2 separate regions of the Homo sapiens genome follow, and region 2 is linked to region 1. Evidence: chromatin contacts called from ENCODE Hi-C data. All regions are on one chromosome and are shown on one strand. The core of a region is the stretch at or near the end of the contact, and the rest is flanking DNA. Distances in the headings are between cores, read along the strand shown. Region 1 holds the start of RASA2 (RAS p21 protein activator 2). Region 2 holds the start of TFDP2 (transcription factor Dp-2).

Evidence for each region. Hi-C counts contacts between places; a loop is a spot of excess contacts on that map. Pooled maps may share reads with other maps.
Region 2: a pooled map shows a loop between it and region 1 (16-fold over the local background). The contact joins the promoter of TFDP2 here to the promoter of RASA2 in region 1. A Hi-C loop is called at or near these places in 10 of 50 pooled maps.

What each region holds. Positions count from the first base shown.
Region 1 is chr3:141,485,565-141,488,276 of GRCh38, forward strand. RASA2 (RAS p21 protein activator 2) reads left to right here and starts at 1,463. Exons shown (of 24, transcript NM_006506.5): 1 at 1,463-1,652. The coding sequence starts at 1,520. RefSeq lists a silencer at 1,372-2,251.
Region 2 is chr3:142,148,234-142,150,945 of GRCh38, forward strand. It overlaps TFDP2 (transcription factor Dp-2), which reads right to left and starts at 1,311. Exons shown (of 13, transcript NM_001178139.2): 1 at 950-1,311. RefSeq lists silencers at 807-856, 1,087-1,156, 1,217-1,426, 1,537-1,586 and an enhancer at 956-1,456.

The sequences.
Region 1 (2,712 bases), core at 213-2,712:
GAATGGAAAGGAAGGAAGAGATTTCAGCAGAGTCAGAAGGATGTGGCAACTGAAAACAGCATTGGGACAAGGGATAAGAAAAAGTCAAAGTTTCTGGCCTGAGTAACAGTATAAGATGTGAACTCAGATTTGGAAAGGGAGACAGGAAATTAAGTTTTGGACTTATGTTTGAAATGACAGCAAAACATTCATATAAGAGGAAGTGGTTCACTTTATCCAACAAGTGTAAAGATCACATGGGGAAATAGAAGTCACCTGCAACACAGGCAGAACTGGAAGCTTCGCTGGCCAGGTCCATGTTAAACTCTGACCATTCTCTGGGGCTGTCCAGCCTTTGCACAGGCGGCGCGTTTGTCTTCAGTTTTCAGGTTTCCCCGTCCTATTTCTTATCTCCCAGTGCCTCTGGCCTTTTCTGTGTCTCCCTCCAGAATGAGCTGGAGCTCTCTTCATCTTGACCTTTGTGTAGTCTCTGAGGTCTGAGGCCATCACTATGTCTGACCCTCAAAAAATATTTGTTGACTGACTGGCTTATTCCTGTTGTTGCCCTGGAAAAGAATTACCCTGCCCGATTAAGTCACAGTTTCTTCCTTCTTAGGGCAGCGTAGTTAACAACCTCAACACCAGGAAATTGTCTTCCTCATCACATACCAGGGTATTATTCATGCAGTTTACTCACTGTAAAGAGTTCCCTTGAAATAAAGCTAACAATTAGTCAAAGATTTACACATTTCCTAGGGTCAGTCAACTTTTTAACAAAGCCAACTTTTAGTAGTGGTGGCGGTGGCGGGGGGGAGCCCTTCTTTGCTTTTTCTGTTCCTGAAATACAAAAGTGATGGTAAATGCTTCAGAATTTCTCTATGAGAGGGTCTCAGGCACTGCACTCACGCTGGAGTTGGGGGTGGCTGGTCCTTTTCTTGAACCAGGTTTTGCAGAGAATTGGTCCTAGTAAAGAGTATTTGTGTGGGAGGAGTTTGGCTTGCTGGCGGGGAGTATTTGGATAATACTGGAAGAGCCTCAAATGCATCTCTTGCCTCCTTTTGAATAAGATACTTTTGAGGTCCACCCACCTGCCAAATTCCATTCTATTTTCTTCCCACAGGGAGTTTCCCTGATTGGGAAGGGCCTGTATTTCCCGCGAGCGTTAGGAGATGTGCAGGTCTATTCATTGGGGGAGCCCAATTCCCGGGAGGATTTAGGGATCACGGGAGGGCCGGGGCGTTCTCCTGGTGGGGATTTTAAGGCCGCTCAGAGCCACGACTGGGAGCTACCCTTAGCCAGCGCCCCAAGCCGGGAGTACGGTTCTCTGCAGGGTAGCCCGGCTCGGGGGTGGCGAAGGCGGTGAATGGAGACCCGGGGGGGGCGGGGGCGGGGCCGCGGCGGGCGGGGCGGGGCGGGGCGAGTCGGGCCGAGGCCCGGGGGCGGGGCCAGGCGCGCGGCTGGCCTGGGCCTAGGCCGCTGCTGGGCTCCGCCTCGCCCGGCTACGCAGGCGGCAGGGCTGCGGCACGGGCCGGGCGGCACCATGGCGGCGGCGGCGCCTGCTGCTGCGGCGGCTTCTTCCGAGGCGCCAGCGGCGAGTGCGACTGCAGAGCCCGAGGCCGGGGACCAGGACAGTCGCGAGGTTCGAGTGTTGCAGAGCCTGCGGGGCAAGATCTGTAAGCGGGGGCTGGGCTGAGGGGACGCCCTGGCGGCGCTGGGCGCGAGGCTGAGGGGGCGGCGGGTTCGCGGCGGTGGCGGCGCCGAGCTGCGCTGGGATCGCGGGCCCGGGAGGGGGCCTGGGCCGGGCGCGGTTGAGGCTGGAAGGGGGTGTGTTGGGGGGCGGCGTCGCCTCGACGGGGCGGCGTGGGCCGGGGCTGCTGCTCTCCGGAGGGAGTGGGAGCTGGAGATGGGCCTGGGGTGGGAGAGCCCGGGCTGCGCCGGCGTGAGGGGCTCGGTCGTGGGGAGCGGCCTGGACGCGGGGACGCTGGAGTCCGGGGCGCGGCCGGGGGCGCGGTCCGGGGGCGTGAGGAGCTTCCGGCCGCCCTCAGACTCAGGCCTTCGCGCGGCTGCGGGCGCTGGGGAGTGGCCCCGCGGTGGGAGCCGAGCAGTAATTATACGGAGGCGCGGCCCGAGGAGGTGGCGGGCTGGGAAGTGGGGCTGGCCCGAGGGGAGGGGGCTGTTCGTTTCCTGGGCTCGGCGAGCCTGGGAGAGGTTGAAAAAGGCGCCCTGAGCTGCAGGAAACGGGCCGCCCTGGGGCCCGAGTGGCTACCGCGCGGTCTGTTCGCGGGTGAGCGCCCCGGGAGGAGCTCGGCGGGACACCTGTACTTGCCCCACCTCGCTGCGGCCGGGACTTGAATCGAGGGACGGCGTGACAGGCGGGACTAAAGGCAGGATGTAGTGGCTTCCTGTGAGCAGGTCTCAAAACACAATCACCCAGCCCGCACTCAGCCCGCTTAATTCCCTTCCTTCTCATGCGTGTAATTGCTACTTTAGTGAGCGAGCCTACCAGTTGACTAAATACGAAATTTTGCTCAGAGTTGTCCGAGCATTACTGTGGACAGATTATTTGAGTTCTGTCATTTGAACATTTTAGTTTTAAAAACGACCCTTTGGTGTCAGGTTGCCATTTTTTTTTTCACAGTGGTTTATTTAGATGAAGTGCTTTTTGTTTTCTGTTTGTAAGAGAGATCAATAACATTTATTTTTGCATTTGTCGAAAATTAGCATTATTTTCTT
Region 2 (2,712 bases), core at 61-2,560, 660 kb after region 1:
ATAAGTGAGAGGGAGTCTGTGCCCTCTGAGATGGAATGAGGAAAAGATAAAAGTATTCATGGGCTCAAAGGCAGCTTCAGCAGTGAATATGGAAAAGGAATGAGCCCGTTCACTGTCTCAACACTAAAAGGGAAATAATATAGGGTCTTTTTCTAAACCAGCATCCATGGCAGTCAATAATAAAAGTGCCTAACTAATGCAAGGCATTTAATACGTGGAGGATTTTCTTACGATTGCATTCCATACATTAGTCCATTCACTCCCCGAAACACACCGAATAGGTGGATGCATCTAATTTACAGATGAAGAAACCGAGATCACACAATGGGAGATAGCACAGGCTGGTAAGAGAGACTGGGGCGCTCATCCACTTCGTTGTACTGTCTCTCAGCGAGATCCTAGGAAAACCCTTACACTTCTTTGTGAAGACAGACCTTGGCTTTCCAGATTTTCTCAAAGGAGTCTGGGCCCAAAAAGCGATCCTCTACTTCAGAGAAAAGTTCCTTTATGGGGCATATGAGGTTCTTCCAAGCACACAAAGCTTAGAAACTCTTTAAAAACAAACAAAACACCTGGTGGACACAGAGGCCTGTGAGTCATGAAAGGAGAAGGGAAAAATCGGAAAACCAGATTTAGAAGCCATCCTTCTTTGAAGAGAACGAGAAAGTAGAAAGCAGCCCTTCCCCTCTTCCACGAGGCGTGACTCAGGGACGTTACCTCCCCCGATTTGCTCTATGCACTAAGAGGGTGACCCTCCTCTGCTTTCGACTCTGGCCCAGACACTCACGGGTTACCCGGCCAGGCCTGGAGAACCCAGGTCTAAACAGATGGGACTCGTGGGGGAACAAGGGGGCCCCTGTGCGCAGGGAGGGAAACCTACCCAGGAACGCGCCCGGCCGGGTCCAAAGGCCCTCCGCGCGCGGGCCCGCGCCCTCGCCCCAGACCTTACCGCCTTCGGCTGCAGAAGAACTGGCGGCCAAGCGAGGCTGTCGGGCCGAGCCAGGAGCGCGTCTTCGGGCGCCGCCGCTTCTGTGGCGCCCGCGCTTAGGCGGCGGCCGGGTCCCGGTGGACTCACACCCGGGGAGACGCGGCCTGCCCGGTCAAGGCCCAGGAGTTTGAGGCCCCAGAACGCCAACCGTGCGCGCGCCCTCGAGCCTGCCCAAAGATGAAGGGTCAGGGCGCGCCCCGCGGGCCGGGCAGCTGCGGCAGCGCCGCAGCCGAGATCGCTACCGATTTCGTCCGCCCTCTCCCTGCCCAGCTACAGCCCCGCTTCCCCCGCGCGAGCTTTGGCGGCGGAGCAGCACAGTGCGCGCCGATTGGCCCTCAGAATGTGCGACGCCTGGCGCCGCTCCCCACGGATTGGCCGGGCCGGCAGTGCGTGCACGGAGTAAACAAACCCCGCCCCCAGGCTTCCCTTTGAGAGTAGGGGGCCAACAGATGGAGGGGCGGGACTCGTGCACTCAGCCACCGCCCCTTGGTTCCCCCTGTGGCCTCCCTGGGAGCCCTCCGCAGGACCCGACCACCCCGCTTCCCCGCCGCCTCCAGGGACAGCTGCGGGCCTGAGGCCTAGAATTTTAGACACACTTCCTTCATCACTCCTATCTCATCCCCCCTACTCCCACCCTGCGACTTGGGTGGGAATCTCTTTTCCAACTGACCCCGAAGCCAGAAAACCCCAGCTCTCTTGGAAGGAGGGGGACTGGGGCAGTTCCATTCGGTCCCCAGGCCTTTGCGGGGTCGCCCTGGGGGAGCATCAATAAGGGACAGGGGGGCGAGTGATCGTGATTGAGGCTATGCGTGGGGCCAACTGTGGGACACCTTGAAATTATTCAGACAATGAGTTAGAGACCACTGGGAATGTGGAGGTTCTTCAATATCAAGGCAAGTTAATACCCAAACCAGGACAGGTCATTCTGTCCCGCGGAAACTGCACACACCCCAAATACCCGTACACTTGGTTCCATATGAAAAGATTTTGTTCATTCGTTCGTGCCGAAGTTAAAAACCCCGTGTGAACAGCGCATTAAAACGATTAGATCTTTCTCATTTTACTCCAGTCAAATCTTATAGATCTTCTATATGCCACTTTGTTTGTTTTTGAGACGGGGTCTTGCTCTCACCGAGGCTGGAGTGCGGTGGCAGGATCACGGCTCATTGGAGCCCTGACTTCCCAGTCTCAGGTGATCCTACCACCACAGCCTCCCGAGTAGCTGGGACTACAGGCCCGCGCCACCACACCCGGCTGTTTCGCCATGTTTCCCAGGCTGGTTTGGAACTCCTGGACTCAAGAGATCCTCCCGCCTGGGCCTCCCAAAGTGGTGGGATTACAGGCGTGAGCCACCACGCCCGGCCCCAAACACTATTCTTGATATGGGGAGACATCAGTGGACAAAATAGAGACAAAAACTCCTGCCTTCATGGAGCTTACATTCTAGCAGGATGGGAAAGATAATATGCAAAAGAATACGTAAAACAAAAACTATATTACATGCTGGTATGTGTGCTATGGGAAAAAAATATAAGCAGAGGTGTTGGAGGAATGGCTTCAGTCCTAAATAGAGTGATCTGGGAAGGTAGCACGGAGAAGGTGGTATTTAAGCAAATGCCTAAAGGAGATGAGATAGGTAAGAGAGCACTTTCAGATCTTTCTCTGGGGCAGGGTGGAGAGACAATTGTATGCATAATTGCATGTAACTAGTCCTGAGAGTCCAA